2 separate regions of the Homo sapiens genome follow, and region 1 is linked to region 2. A link is a loop called in an ENCODE intact Hi-C map of the cell type or tissue named here. Cell type or tissue: heart right ventricle. All regions are shown on one strand. Links, peaks and the distances in the headings refer to the core of each region. The heading gives the core; the rest is flanking DNA.

Region 1 (8,337 bases), core at 42-8,041, 99 kb before region 2:
AGCTAATTTTCTAGTTGCTTTATGAAGACAGTTTAGAGGTTATTCTACTTCACATTTTAAACTGCTTCCTAAAATATGACAGGGCTAATTTTTAAAACTCCTTTTCCCACTACTAGCTAAACACTGTCCAAATATTAATCAGATGTGAATACTTAGGCTAATAAAATAAGTAGGCCTTCAGCTCATTTGAATAGCTCAGCCAAACCTATGAAGAAACAAAATTAGCTGATACCCTGTCTGCCTTTCAGTGAATAAAAGATTTGGGCAAGATACATATTAAAACACTTTAGCCAAATGAATTAAAATTAACTTAGTTGATTATGGGAAATTTATAATGCAAATGTGTAAAACTAAACCCTTAAAATCATGATTACATAATTTCAATCATTTAATTTCAACAGAAGTAGCAAAATATTTTTTCATTTCACCTTCATGAACCACAGAAAAGAAGACAAATGAAATACATGCATTCTGCTTATTTGAAATAAAGTTTCTTCATGTTTCATCTGTAATCCCCCAAATGCCAGCATTAATCCATTCTAAATCCACAAGGCTTTCTGTTCAGACCCCAAGGAAGGCATAAGTAATGCACACAGAAGCTGTGCCAGTTCAAAACCCACAGCAGAAGCTAGTGTATCTGAAGATTCTATTGGGAATTGACTTCAAACAAATCCCCAAGTGGGGGATTTAAACATATACAGGAGCTGCTTTTTTTTTTTAAGTCCAAGTAATAGAGAGTACAACTAGCAAAATCATTTTTTTCATTATTTCATTTCAACCTGCATTTTTGATTTGTGCTGTAAAATCTTATAAAGAAAGAGGTATTAAGTATGATCTGCCCTCAGAAATTTCAAGATGGTACAAGGAAATTCAAATACAACAAACACTGACAGGTGCAGTAGGTGAATATTGTTCTCATTGCCTAGTAACTTTTTATTTGCAAAATAATTTTGAGTTGTTTTAAGTAGTATTTTCTCTACTGCATTTAAGTATATATATATAAAGTTTTTATATTACATTAAGAAAAGGATAGTAATTAGAAATTCCACCTATTAAAAATCATTAGAAATTAAGATAAAGGATCTATAAAGTAACAAATCATAAGAAATAGAATTTTATTTAGAAAATTTCAGTGCTCGAGAAACTTTCATAAACATGTCTATAACAGTAAAAAGGTATTTCTATGTGTAAAATATGTTCTAGGGAGCTTGGAATGTATAGTTTGCTAGGGAGAGAGAAAACAGACTTTTTTTTCCTTTTCAAATCAGGAAAAATGTAGTAAGAATGTATATACTAAGTATTTCTTAGCAACTCAAACTAACAAAAGTCAACTCAGCTGGGCACAGTGGCTCACACCTATAATCCCAGCACTTTGGGAGGCCGAGGTGGGCAGATCACCTGAGGTCAGGAGTTCAAGACCAGCCTGGCCAACATGGCAAAACCCCGTCTCTGCTAAAAATACAAAAATTAGCCAGGCATGGTAGTGGACACTTGTAATCCCAGCTACTTGGGAGGCTGAAGCAAGAGAATCTCTTGAACCCCGGAGGCGGAGGCTGCAGTGAGCTGAGATTGCGCCACTGCACTCCAGCCTGGGTGACAGAGTGAAGCTCCATCTCAAAAAAAAAAAGAAAAGAAAAGTCAACTCAGCACAAAATAATTTCAGAGGTACTTCACCTGATATTACAGATAAAAATTTTTATACGAATTATATTTATGTGAATTAATTGTGTTAAATGACCCAAAGCATGGTCATCATTTAAAGAAAACCTCCGGAGACTCATTTATTTTTAAAAATTAACTGCTTCCTCATTTATCTGCGTTGTAAATTAATTCTTCATTCAACAAGTGATTATTGAGCATCAACCATGTGCCAGGCACTGAGTCCGTAATACTTATCAAGGCAGCATACTCCCATTGTCCAGGAGCTAGAGTATACATGGAGAGACGCACAAGCAAGTGACTAAGCAAGTTCATTTAACAAGCACAACGTGTGCTGAGTGTTACCAAGGAAATAAACGTGACATGTGGTGGAGAAGAGCTGGAGACCTATTTCACACTGGATAATCAGGGAAGGCTTCTCCAAGGAAGTGGCATCCAAACTAAGATCTGACAGTCAAGAAGGAGCTCATCCATCACATAGAAAGAGAGCAAGGATGGCCGGGCGCGGTGGCTCACGCCTGTAATCCCAGCACTTTGGGAGGCCGAGGCGGGCGGATCACGAAGTCAGGAGATCGAGACCATCCTGGCTAACACGGTGAAACCCGTCTCTACTAAAAATACAAAAAATTAGCCAGGCGCAGTGGTGGGCGCCTGTAGTCCCAGCTACTCGGGAGGCTGAGGCAGGAGAATGGCGTGAACCCGGGAGGCGGAGCTTGCAGTGAGCCGAGATCCTGCCACTGCACTCCAGCCTGGGCGACAGAGAGAGACTCCGTCTCAAAAAAAAAAAGAAAGAGAGCAAGGATATAATGTGTTTTGTGGGACAAATGATGGTAGAGGAAATAGAGCTTAAAGTCCTGAAGAGTGAAGAAGGCTGGAGGATTGTTAGGAAAGGAGGGAGGAGCCATAGATGAGATCAGGTAGGCTGGGCTGTGATAGGGGATAGGAGTTTAATCCAATCTGTGTTTCGGAACAATCTCTCATGCTGCCCTTTGGAGAACTGACTGAAGACACGCGGCATGGAAGCCAGACCACATGTTAGGAGGCTACTATATAACACAAAGATGATAGTAACTAGACTCAGTGGTTGTAGTGGAAACAGAGACAGGGCAGTGGACTTGAGGATAGAAACAACAGGGCTTGCTGATAGATTAGATGCGATGGATTAGGCTTGATGGAGAAGTTTACATTAAAGATGTCTCCCAGATACATGTACAATCAAGATCTTTATAAAAACTCCTCTCTATTTAATATAAGGATGTGTTCTTCCCGTATACTCATTCTTACAGTTTGCTAGTTCACTGCATGTGAAAATGTACTCTGGTTTCATAAGAATGTATTTAGACTCTCAAATACAGGCCTTCAATATCATTCATAACTAAATTTCTATTTAAAAATGTATTGAGCCAAACATGGAAATCTGCAATTCTCTCTTTTCTTCATAATATGGTTAAAGCGAGCTCATTTCTTTTTTATTCCTCTTCAACATCTTTAATGGCTTCCGTAGATGTTGTCCTTGCTATTTTTGTTGTTGCTGCTGCTATTGTTGCTGTTATTGTTTTATAAAGATGACTATAATCCTTACTAGTTAACCCAGAAATGATTAAAATAATCCATATAAATAGGCTACTGCTTGGAGTGGGGCTCTCAAGTATTCTACTTAAGTCTAAGCCAAATTATTTGGCTTCCATCTCTTGAAAAATGTTAGATGACTTCATCTGATTTCCAGTCCCAACTGAGTAATGCTTGGACTTTGGGTATCTAAAATGTTCGAGCCACAAAACAAAGCTCATATAAACCTACCAATTTCTACTGAGTTGTTGGTTCAATCTTTTTCCTCTACTTTGGTTTTTACCAGTTCATGCTAATGGTCTAGATATTATGGTCATATAAGCTCTAGGTTTTTGCTCAGTATCTTCCAAGGAATTCACCTGAGCACTGGGAGCATGCAGAATAGCCAACAACAGAGTACTGTGGCGTAGCTTCACAGATAACTCACAAAGAGGCAGAAATATGTCAATAACTTTCAACAATGACCCCAGACAACACCGCAAACAGAGGCAGACTGCTAGGAAAGAAGTCACTATGAGGGTGTCCCTTACATTTTCTATCAAAGGCCCAGTTCTTATTTGGTACTGTGTTGACCCACATGGAAAAGGAGTGATTTTATTCAAATCTTCTCCAGTTGCTCTCTCATCTGTTGATTTTTTACCGCACTTTTATATCTCATACTCAAAGTAAGACGAACTCTTTGAGTTGTAGGCTCATTGTGATTTTTGTCTGCATAAATCTAGGTCAGCCTCACGAAATTATGAATATTTCAGATGGGAAAAAACAGATACCTAAGCAAGAGACTCATGTCTGGTTCCAATTTGAAATTATTTCTTCTCGTCGCTTTTCAGGTTTAAAGCTCTAAAATTTTTAGTCTAAGTATTTTCAGGAATATTTGTTATAATTAGAACTAAGGTGGGGATTCCTGTCAAGACCCGGCCTCCTGGATCTTGTTTAATGTTGAGGAACCTCACTCTCCCTCCAGCCCTTGCTACCCACAATCCCTCCAAGCACAAAATCCTAAATAAGAGAGGCCAAGCCTTGAGTTTCCAAAACTAACGATGAAGCCCAATTGGCAGTGTAGTCTAGTAGCAGAAATGTGGGTGAGCTTTGTTATATAGATCTGGGTTCCAATCCTCTGTCCACCAGTATATCTCAGGGAGATTGAGCAAGCTATTTAGCTTTTCAGAACCTCATTTCAGTTCTTTGTAGAATGGATATTACAACTCCTCTCTCATAGATTTATTATGAGGAATCAAATAAATGATGTCCTGTAAGTTCCTGGCACATGATAGGCTGCCAATGAATCTTATCATAGCAGGAGTCCCAGCTGCGTTGTTTGCTACTGGTATATTTTGCCAAGCCTGGCTGCCTGGTGGGGTGGGTCTGCCAGGAGACTGTCTGTTTCAGAAACTGAAGAGCCTCCTGGGAAAGAACTCATACAGAATGAGACTGTCAGACAAGCTTGGCCCAAGAAGAAAAAGCCTTAGTTATCTGGGGGAAAGTCTGGCTTTGACTCTGTGGTATCACCCCATCCCCCAAGCCAGCCTCTTTCAGATGTACTCATATCAGAGTCCTAAGGAGAAAGAAGACTCTGAACAAAAACAAAGAGAGCTGTTTTCTCTGAAAACATCTGGCTCACCCTCTTGTATTTCTTCCACTTCTCTTTCCATACACTCTTGATCACTGAGGACGATTCTGGCTGGCCCAATTGCCAGGAGATTCTTTATTCTCTTGGATTGGTGGGTCTGGTTTACTAAGCCCAAATCAGAGTTGCAGAACTTGGATTCTGTGGTTGGGTTACTTGAATGAAGCAAGCACCTGGCTTCCCCCCCTCCTTCCTGAGCCTGCCTTCTTTGGATGAATTTGCATTACACGGACCTCTAGAAGGACTTAGCTTTTCTAAACAAAATACAAAAGTCCAGGTTCTGATTAGCAACCTCACAGGGCAGCCACCTGTTACACTGACAAGCACATTCGCTGGTAGGCCACTGTGTCAAATCACTTTCCCACTTCTTCCCAAACAAGGAGGCAGATGCTCAGTAGAATCAGGGCAGTGTCAGGAACTAACCTTGAAAATTGGCCTGGACATGAACTGGATTGACACCACAAAGATGCTTAAGTTTTACAGGCTAAAAGTAGCCAAATTTGATCCATCCAAAAGTAGGCCTTACTCTTTTGACACTGAGGCCACCCTTGTCTCCCCTATCCTCCTTCCATGCCCTGTACCATCTCTTTCAGTAGATAAAAATACCTGAGGTCAGGAGTTCGAGACCACCCTGCTCAACACGGTGAAACCCCATCTCTACTAAAAATACAAAAAATTAGTTTGGCGTGGTGGTGGGCACCTGCACTCCCAGCTACTCAGGAGGCTGAGGCAGGAGAATCACTTGAACCCGAGAGGCAGAGCTTGCAGTGAGCCAAGATCGTGCCGCTGCACTCCAGCCTGGATGACAACAGTGAAACTCCGTCTCAAAAACAAAACAAAATAAAACAAAAACAAACAAACAAAAAACAAAACAACAACAAAAACACTTGTGCATTTCATCCCCACCTTTCACAGAGTAGAAGCATTTTCCCAAACCAAATCATGCTTTAAACTTTATCATAGGCTTCCTATTACTCAACAGAACCCACTCTTGTTATATATATACGGTGATAAGAAAGTTGCCCTGGTTGAACAAAACTAAATGGCCTTTAAAAACTATTTTCCAATTTCAGAGTACGTAAGACGAGGCCCACCCTTGACATTCTCAGTGGGCCTCAGATAGGGCACAGATCTGCATTTTTACAAGTACCCAAGGGGATACTGATGCAGATAATTCTCAGAGTTCACTTTTAGAAAATCTGAATTAGAAAAGGTCACTTAAGTTTTTAAATTATATCTGTTGATTTGGCACAATAATTTGACAGCAAAGTTGAAAGCAAAAGGAAAAAAAAATGCAACCTAGACCACCTTTCAATAAACATGAACTGAATCAAAGGAATATTCTCTGGTCTGCAGTTTTCTCCTGAAACTTCCAGATCACTTACATTCTGCAGTGATGTGCTTGTATCTCAGGATGCAAATTACCTATCTCCTGAACTCTCCTCAGAGACTTTTCCACTCAGAACAACGCCACAGTCCAGTCACCTGGTCACCTTCCTGTCCTAGGGTCATTAGAAGGGTCCATAATACACAGGCATAAATCTCTGCTTCTCAGACAACCTCTATACCAATTCAGATGGAGGGCTTTTCAGACAGCCTATGATGTTTATGTTCTATCTATTTCTCACACCCAAGGAGGCCCAAGCTTAATTTATCTGTCTGGACTATGATTCTACTTCTGAGGCTAACCTTGAGTTTTTAAAGCTCTGACACATAATGACAACAGAGGTTTTGATGGCAGCAAGCGGTGACAGGTAAGAAAAGCATGTCCATTAAAGTGTGATTAGAAAGTTCATGAGCTATTGAAACCTTTATTCCTGTCTAAAACTCCCAAAGGTCTCCTTGCTTCTAGAACATATTATTTTCTGCCTTCCAGGGACAAATCCATTTGACACATTTTTGTAACCTACAAATCAATGGACAAACCAAGCACATTAGTAGGGCTTTAAAGCCTTCAGAATTTAGACCAACTTGGGCAGGAGTCACGATGGATGTTTAGGAATATGGGAGGAGGGAGGCTACAAAGAGTTGGAAGATAGCCTAATTATTTAGACAGAACAAGGTCTAGAGTAACTGACCCAATTACAGTAACAAGCTCTGCAGGTTTTCTGGGTGGATAAGATCCAAAGGGACAAGACCCATTATTTGAGTGTTCACCTGTTTGAAAGGCACAGGGGTGAGAGACCCAGGCAGCAGCAGTCATCCTGGGGTATGTATACGCATTAGGACCCCAGTAAGTATTTGAGACTGATGACATGTTGTAGAACACAGTTGGGTTCTGGCTTGATTTAAGGCAGTAAATACAGATTCAGAAATGCAAACTTGCACAGATAGACAACAGTGGCCAGCCAGCCAGACATGATGTGGAGGAAGGGATGGTAGGAAGTGCTGTGATTCATGGGTTGCACAGTCATTCAGCACTTATTGCAGGTGGTAGACAGAATAGAGGTTGTGCAGCAGGCACCAAGGATGATCAGTGTTATAGCTAAGTCACAGCTAGGTCAGTAGACCTCAAATATGGATGTCACTCTATTCTCAGCCCATGACCCGGCCTGGGGGCAGTTGCAGGCGAGATGGCTATAATAAAATACTTCTTTGTTCTGGCAGAGTTAACTCAGGAACTAGTGTGGCACGAGTAGAACTTATAGTAGCTCTGTGCCATTTGTGCAAGTACTCAGCAAGACAACTGAGCCACACTTCTTGACACCTAGATTCTGTTAAAATAATGCAGGCTACATGATAAAATACACTATCTGTACCAGTTGTGGGCACCACACCCAGGTTTGTCACCATCTATACTTCACATCATCATCCCAGTCAAAGAAAATTCTTCTAAGGAACCAAGAGTGCCCAGTCTGATATGCAGGATTGTAACAGCCGTGCATTACACTCAACTGGCAGTGATGCCCTCCAACTTAACCTGCCGAGAGTACCTTCTCCTTTCTTCTTTTCCACCACTCTTACCTTCATTAGTTTGACAATACCATCAAAAGAGGTATATGTAAGCCCAGCATAACTGGCCAACATTTTGGAGGTAAAAATAAAAGTGTTTATCAATGCCAACCTAGTGGCAAATAAAATGAAACAAAACGTATAACATCACCAAGGCAAAAGTACTTGGTTATAAATTGCAGATGCAAATTTTTCATGCTTTTGAGCAGAAAAAAAAATGAAACAAATGATATGGGCAGTGTTTAAGCCAAACATTTGTTCAGCTCAGAGGATTCTTCTGTTGAATATAAACAGGCATTAATTTGCATGTATTTATTACTCTTAATTTTCAAGCACATTGGAGGTCAATTAAGAAACTGATAAACCTCTCTCCAGAAAAGATTACAGGAGAAAACTATTAACACACCTTTAATATGCTCGCCAGAAAATAGAACTTGGTAATTATTGCTAAAGGTAAATGTCCATGTTAATGTGACCAGAAGGAAGGCTAAGGAAAAAGTTGTCCTTCGTTTCTCACCTCAAATAATGGA
Region 2 (8,337 bases), core at 133-8,132:
GCACAGAATAAAGAGAGGGAGGCACGGTGGCTCATGCCTGTAATCCCAGCACTTTGGGAGGCCAAGGTGGATGGATCACCTGAGGACAGGAGTTTGAGATCAGCCTGGCCAACATGGCAAAATCCCGTCTCTACTAAAAATACTAAAATTAGCCTAATGTGGTGGCACGCACCTGTAATCCCAGCTACTCAGGAGGCCGAGGCAACGAGAATCGCTTGAACTCAGGAGGCAGAGGTTGCAGTGAGCCAACATTGCACCACTGTACTCCAGCTTGAGTGACAGAGTGAGATTCTGTCTCAAAAAAAAAAAAAAAAAAGAGAGAGAGGAGAGAGAGAGGACTGTTACATCTGTCAAAGTGATCAACTGCTCCTCGTGTATTTTTTGGTCCCCAAAGCATACAGAGATTATTTTTAATACTCATGATGTGATGTCTGCACTGCCCTGTGTTGCTCTGTTTTCAAGGATGATTGCTGGCCTTACTGATTACCGCTGGTGTGTACTGATGTGCCCTAGTCTCGTATATACCTAAAATTCCTTCTTACACGGTTCAGCAGCAAAAATTATGTGCAATTAAATCATCCTTTATAGCTTTACAGCCTGTACTTCCATCACGAAGGGGTAGAGCAGTGTGTGATTCTTATTGCCTTCATCCCTTAAAGCCAGAGCACTTGTCATTCCTGGACCAAAACTGGGTGTCTCCATCCAGCCTTCAGTGGAATAGTGCTTCTTTCTGCCAGAGCATTTCACTATTCCCTTTTCTCTGAGGATTCTTGTGCACCTAATGTTGCCTGGGCTTGATTTCAGTCAAGATAAAGGCAGTATCGAGATGCAGCTTGTAGCCCCTTTAGGAAGCTTCCAAATTACGGGGCACTTAGAAAGGAAAAAGTTTTTCTTCCAATAGTTTCAGAAAAGAAAAAAGTCTGCCAGTAAATTTTAAATGTGTTTGTTAGAAAGCGTGGTGGGGGGTGAAGAGGAGAGGGAAATAAAAAGAATCAATAAAAACCCTCTTCCCAGCTGTTCATTCCACAGCCTGCATAAAGAATACACATCTTTTTGATTAAAGTGCAGCTTTCATGCCCTTCTCTGGCAGGCTGCCAAGCTGGCTTAAGGTGAGGTCTGCTATTTTAAGGTGGAATTGTTTGCATTTGACTTGAAAAGACTCATTATTCCATAGCTCACTTTTTCACACTGCCTCAGAGGGGAAGCAGCAATTTAAACCTGAAGAAACAATATGGAGGAAATGACCCTCGGCCCCTCAGGGAGAGTTTAAAAAACAAAAATCCAAATAACCTAATTCCACAGCTTTCACCATTCCCAGTGGCACTTCCTATGGTTCCAAGAAACTTAAATTCGACTTGATAGGGTTAAATGTCCGTAGACACTGACATCATAAATTCCCACAACAGACATTGTAAAAATCACTAAATCTTCAGATTTACTTAGTTTAGGTGGACTTTTTTGTTCATTTATCTTGTAAATGTATCCACTCAGAAATCCATATAACTGCTCAGACTTTGAATTGATTCCAGCAAAGGATAAACATTGTGGATTGCTAGCTGAGGTTTTTTTTTTTAAGCCTGGTTGGTTTTATATTTTTTTCACAAAATATCTTGGTCTTTTAGCCTGGGAAGTCATTGAGTCTGTGTCTGAAAAACAAATCACTGCACACATGCACAAATATGGCCAAGCTGTGCCATTAACCCTAAAATATGGCTGCCTGTCTCCGCTCCTCTGCTGTTCTAGAACACTTAGCTGGGCTCACTTCCTCTTAGCCAAGATGTGCTCCCTGCATTAGAATTGCCTGAGTTAATTATTGGATTTCTTAACCAACCCATTGTATAATTTGTTAGCCTCAAATCTTTTTGGAAGTATTAATTATTGGCTGTCTTTGTGTGCCCGGAGTTTGTGAGGCACTTAGTATGTTTTTGACCACCTGTAAGCCAAAAATAAAACTGTAAGCCCCTCCAAGTGAATGCAGGGATTCCCTCTCCACCAAGGAAATTCCAAAGAAATCTGAAGAACTAGTTCAGGTTGTGACAGGAAGGAATCATTATGCTCTCTCCCTTTCAGAGTTTAGACACAGCTGACCAGCATTAACATTAAAATAGAACAGGCATTTGTTTCTTTGTTGTTTGTTTGTTTGTTTTGGAGACAGGATCTCACTCTGTCACCCAGGCTGGTGTACAATGGCATCATCAGGGCTCGCTGCAACCTCAACTTCCCAGTCTCAGATGATCCTCCCACCTCAGCCTCCCAAGTATCCGGGACTACAGGTGCACACCATCATGCCCAGCTAATTTTTTTGTATTTTTTGTAGGGACAAGGTTTTGCCATGGTGCCCAAGCTGCTCTCAAACTCCTGGACTCAAGCAATCCACCCACCTCAGCCTCCCAAAGTGTTGGGATTACAGGTGTGAGCACTGAATCTTGGCCTGAAACGCAGCCAAGAACAGATTCTTTGTAGCAATAATACAGCAAATTCCAACCTGACTCTAGTATAATATCACATAACAGATAAAGAAGGATATCAAAATATTTTACACCAAATTATGTTTCTTTGCCATATTTTGAAATGGTCCCGCAAAGCCATTTTTTGTGGGGAAACTTTTGCATCTGTAAAGAATCTCTGTTAACTTAACATAACTAGATCTTTCCCCTTCCAGCCCCCTCAACCCTGAAGAGATTAACTGAGAGTCAAATACCTTTTAAAGGTCTAAATAGGAAACATTTGCCATCTATTGTCTCTAAGGGCAGCAACCTCTGTGATATCTTCTACTAATAAGAACTTTGGTCTCCACAACCCCTTATCTTAACCCAGACACTTCTTTTTATTGATTCCAGGTCTTTAAATAATAACTAACTCTTTCAACCAATTGCCAATCAGAAAATCTTTGAATCCACCTATGACCTGTAAACTCCACTCCACCACACCCCAAGCCATCCCTCACCACCCTCTATGCCACCCCCACCTCACTTCCACTTTGAGTTGTCCCGCCTTTCCAGACCGAACCCATGCATCCCTCACATTATATTCATTGATGTCTTATATCCCCCTAAAATGTGTAAAATCAAGCTGAAGCCCAACCATTTTGGGCACATATGTTCTCAGCACCTCGTAAGACTGTGCCTTAGGTGACGGTCACTCACATTTGGCTTAGAATAACCCTCTTCAAAGATTTTACAGAGTTTGACTCTTTTCATCAACTCTTTTCATCAACATACCTTTTAGCAAGATGGTGTCTCATAAATATAAAGCAGGAATTTTAAGTTTATTTTTTCCCTTCTTATCCAAATCTCACTGTTCTTTTGTTATTATTAGCACTTGGAACTGATATTTGAATATTTCCCCATTGCACTGTAATAATGCACAACAATCTGCGTGTATCTGGTACAGAATGATCGTTTTCCAGAAACAGAGAGAGGGTTCTTTGTCTTGTGATATAAAGAAAATATAGTCATAAATTAAAATGTCTATGCTATTGTTAATTTTTTAAAACTATAGAACAAAACAATTCCACACAGAGTAGATGGGAAATGAAATGGAATACTTTTCCTCACCTAGATTAGATGATTTCACTTTTCCCATTCTGTCTATTTCCTTTCTATGTCTTCTCTCAAGTTGTAAAGTTTCTTTTAAAAAATAATTTTTTAAATAAATAAACAGTTTGAATTTAACACATGCAAGAAGGGCTTTGATATAACTGCTCACAACACACTGGTGGAAATCACTGAGTTGTAGGGACAGCTCTATAAAACATTTCTGCAAGGCAATGGAATAATTTACTTTCTTCAAAAGACTCAGTCAAGTCCTTTTAGCTCCCAGAAGAGTACAATCTACCTCAGTTAAAAGATGAGAAGAGAGTCACTAATGGCTTTGGGCAGAAACCTTCCTATGTCAGTACCTGGAAAGGGTTACCCTGGGCCCAGGTGTGGCCTCAGCTTCACTACACACATTATGTCAGTAAATCATCGATTTTTAGTGTTAGTTCCCATTTGAGAATTAAAGCAAAGGTCATGAGTTTCTTCCTATGTAAATATACATATGTCCATGTATCACCAAAGCCCTTTCCTGGACCCCACTACCCAATTTTTAAGTTTGCCCAGAGGTGATATGTCTCTGGAGCTAGATTCATGCAAAGCAAACCCAAAGTCTGATTTACTAAGCCAGAATGCCAATTTACTCATTTAGAACTGGCGACATGGCTTGGCCCAGGAGTTAGGCCAACTGTCTGCACATTCCCTTTTGGTAGGTAGAGCTACACAGAAAATCAAATTACAGATCCGAAGACTTCCTGGTGATTTTAGAAATAGAACAGAGGAGGTGGATGTTATCATGCAATAGCAGCCTGATCAATTTCTCTTCTCCATTCCAAGGATATTTGTGTCTACCTTCCAACCTCAGAGTCCCCTCTCCCCTAGATGCTGTTTGTCAAATTCCAGTATACAGAGGGGAGGGGCTCGGAAGATAAGTCTGTCTGTCACTTGCATAAAATTATTAAGCCAAACAAGTTAAATGCAACTCAGAGTGTGGCAGATTTGGGGACCACTCCAATCATTTCTTCTTCAGGATGTGTTCCTTTTGAGGATTTCAGAATTACTTTATTAGTAATGAGTACACATTTCTTCTGCAGCTGGCTATAAATGGAATGTTTTTAGTTTACGTTTCAAAGAGAGAATTCGGCCTGAGTTTTTCTGTAAGTCTTCTGAGCTCATCTTGGTTGGTAATTATCAGCTACCATGCATCAACTATAGAGTTGACCCTAGTGCTTATTTGCCGTAATACAGAGCAACCATGGCACAGATCATCTAAAGCAGCTGTTTAAACGCACGTATGGTATTTTTCAAGGACATCTGCTTCCTGGGTTTTTTCTTAGATTATTATTTCATTGTGTTTGCCTTTGGAGCCCAGGAACACATTAAGTGAGAAAGAATATAGTATTTTCCACTTGCTGCTCAGTCTCTCTCTCTCTCTCCCCCTGCCACCTCCTCTCCCTCTTTCAGTAAATGTCATTCAAAGCTAAGAATCTAGAAATTCTTCTTCAGCCTATCAGCTACCACAGCAGAAATCTCAATCTCTGTTGGTAAGACTTAAAATTTTCTCCTAAATTATGCTAATGAGACCATTTGCACAGTGATTTTTTTACAAAAGGAAACAGGCTTGTCCTGTGCTCTTTTCCTTGTGAGGAACCAGGTAAAGTAAGGCAAGCAAGTTTTCCTAAGTGTATAGAACAAAATGACAAACATGAGGGCTGTGGGAAAAGCAAAGGCTAACACGGAGCCAGAGAAGCTGATACCAGGCAGTTTAGCAGAGCACTAGGGCCAAACAGTAGAACTTCAATACAGAGCTGAACAGAAGTTGGAGCGGGGACCAAGATTAAAGCAGACAAAGAGATGACAGGAAGATTTCTAGAGGCAGGGCGCCAACTCACCTGGCTGATGAGGTCATCTTTTTTAAAAGGGCTAGGATGATGTGAACAAAGTCAAACTATGATTCAGGATAGCAAATAGGAAGCATTTCATGAAAGCTGTGTGAGAGTAGCAACAGGTCAAGCAAAGCATCTCGATGTGATCCGGGCATCACAGGAAACAGGAGTAGCTTTATCTCCATGGGGCTTAGTGTAAAGATGCTATCTGGCTCCTTTCTCAACCAGTTGCCTCAGCTGAGGCATCACAAAAATCAGCACAAGATACTCCAGGGGTACTCATTATCTTCAAGTCTCCTGATGAGTTAGATTTCCTCAGAACAAGTGAATGGAAATAAAACGTAAGACAATCCAGGATTCATAAAAGCTTCACCTTGGCAGAACTCCTGGGTGGTCTAATCTTCCAGGATTCTGATTTGCTGTGCTTTCCTTTGAAACTAAATAGAAACCTCCAACAGGCCCTTATTTCTGCTTCCGAAACATGTTGAAGTTTGTCAAGAGTTTAGCTTATATTTTGGACAAAATGGCATCACTTAAGTTAATGTTCTTTAGTAAATACTGATTAAAGATATGCTCAAGAGATTTGTATTTGTATTTTCTTTCTTCAGAAGAGAAAAATTTCTTCTAAAGATGAACACAAATTGTACAAGAAATATTTTCCATTAAACTATGTTGTGGTTCTTGGCCAGGCGCAGTGGCTCACACCTGTAATCCCAGCACTTTGGGAGGTTGAGGCAGGCGGATCATCTGAGGTCAGGAGTTCAAGACCAGCCTGGCCAACATGGTGAAACCCCATCTCTACTAAAAATACAAAAATTAGCTGGGCATGGTGGTGGGTGCCGGTAATTCCAGCTACTTGGGAGGCTGAGGCAGGAGAATCGCTTGAACCCGAGAGGAGGAGGTTGCAGTGAGCCAAAATGGCACCATTGCACTCCAGCCTGGGCGATAAGAGCGAGACTCCATCTCAAAAAATATATAAATAAAATAAACTATGTTGTGGTTCTTACTTTGTGAACTCCAGAGAAGTTAAATTCTTCTCCACCAAAACCCCAGTAAACAGTAGGCCAGGAACAATGCTTAACTGCTAATACAACGTTGAGGCACTATTAGCTAAACAACACTAACAGACCCAAGTCATAAAATTTTCCTACCAAACATTATATAGGAAATATTGTCATCTTTTCCTTTAATTGCATTCAACAGAGAGCTAATTCATCAATTGCATTAACAGGTATTTAATGACTTGGGAAGAACCTGAGTGATCTTAACACTGGTGGCATGAAAGCTGTGTTGAAACTATAAGTTGTTAGGTATCTCTGCAGCAGTAAATCAGTATATTTATTGGAGAAGAGCTTTGGGGAAGAGACATCCTTTCACTTTTTTTTTTTTTTTTTTCTCAAACCTGCTAATTCCAAACAGAACTTTAAATTCACAACTGGCACCTTCCATTTCCTTTAAGGAATTGGGCAATTACTATTTGTCTCAGTCCATTTGGGCTGCTCTAACAAAATACCTTAGACTGGGTACATTATAAACAACAGAAATTTATTCCTTACAGTTCTAGAGGCTGGGAAGTCCAAGATCAAGGTGCCAGCAGATTCAGGTCTGGTGGGGGCTCATTCCTCATAGATGGTGCCTGGTTGCTGTGTCCTCACATGGTAGAAGGGGCAAACGAGCTCCCTCAGTCCTCTTTTGTAAGGGCACTAATCCCATTCAAGAGGGCTCCATCCTCATGATCTAACCATTTCCCAGATGTTCCATCTCCCAACACTGGGGATTAAGTTTCAACATATGAATTTTGGAAAAACATGAACATTCAGATCATAGCACTATTGCAACCTGCAATTTTTAAACATGAGAATAGAGCTGATGCCTTTACAGAGAATGAAAGTGTTCCATGTCTTAACCTGGATAGTGGTCACATAAAGTTGGGATTCAGGCAAATAGCTAGATATATAGATAATCAATTAAATAACATGATGACATATAAGCCAAGTGCTAGGGAACTACAGATAACAAGAGCTGTGTTTAGAGAAGGAAGACAACCCTATCCGGGGACAAGTTAGGAGGAGGTTTTATAGGAGGTGAGATTTGAGCTGGCATTAAAAGGCAGGTAACACCCAGACAAGAAGAGAGAAGAGACCATTGCTCAAAGGAGACATTCACTGTGCCCAGAAGTATGGAGGGGAAATGACATAGGAGCCAGTACATATATATAGTAGACACAGGAAGCATATTTCCTTGACTTTCATTAAAATAGCACTTTATTTACATATTCTTCACTTTTATTAGGTCCCCATCCTTCAGCAAGCTAAGCTAAATTGTAGTATGTAACGATTTCAAGTCAATTATTCTGAAGAAATCTCTTTATTCATATGACCTGTCTTTTTTCTTTTTTTTTTTTTTTTTTTTTTGAGACAGAGCCTCCTTGCTCTGTCACCCAGGCTGGAGTGCAGTGGCGTGATCTTGGCTCACTGCAGCCTCCACCTCCCGGGTTCAAGCGATCCTCCTGCCTCGGCCTCCCGAGTAGCTGGGACTACAGATGCGCGCCCCCACGCCTGGCTGATTTTTGTATTTTTAGTAGAGACCAGGTTTCACCATGTTGGCCAGGATGGTCTCGATCTGCTGACCCCGTGATCCACCCGCCTCAGCCTCCCAATGTGCTGGGATTACAGGACCTGTCTTTTTTCATAAGGATTGCAAACAAAACAAACAACAAAAATCTCTGGTATTTGGAGCATCCCCTTGGAATTTCCATGACATGACCTTATCACGGGTAATCTCCCAGAATTGAGAATTTGCAGCACTCCTTTTTCAATGAACCTTAGACAATCATTTATTTTCCACTTAATCGGTTTAGTCCGTGGAGCCTGCACTTCACTAGAAAACCATTTGGGAGAAGGAGAGGTATTCAT

The links. Hi-C counts contacts between places; a loop is a spot of excess contacts. Peaks named below come from ENCODE experiments on the same cell type or tissue, not always from the same donor. Only the 100,000 strongest peaks of a DNase experiment are listed, where the experiment ranks them.
Region 1: it touches region 2 in a loop (2.6-fold over the local background); 3 of 110 quality-filtered maps call a loop at or near these places.

Annotation. Positions count from the first base shown.
Region 1 is chr3:177,702,972-177,711,308 of GRCh38, reverse strand. All of the region lies in intron 3 of LINC00578 (long intergenic non-protein coding RNA 578), which reads right to left. Among named protein-coding and RNA genes, the nearest start is that of LINC02015, 110 kb to the left of the region's middle. In heart right ventricle, for the core only: no CTCF peak of the experiment used is centred there; DNase peaks (open chromatin) are centred at 4,608 and 5,051; H3K27ac peaks cover 2,671 bases.
Region 2 is chr3:177,604,266-177,612,602 of GRCh38, reverse strand. All of the region lies in intron 2 of LINC00578 (long intergenic non-protein coding RNA 578), which reads right to left. Among named protein-coding and RNA genes, the nearest start is that of LINC00578, 170 kb to the right of the region's middle. RefSeq lists an enhancer at 1,792-2,432 and a silencer at 5,479-5,679. In heart right ventricle, for the core only: no CTCF peak of the experiment used is centred there; no DNase peak of the experiment used is centred there; H3K27ac peaks cover 1,798 bases.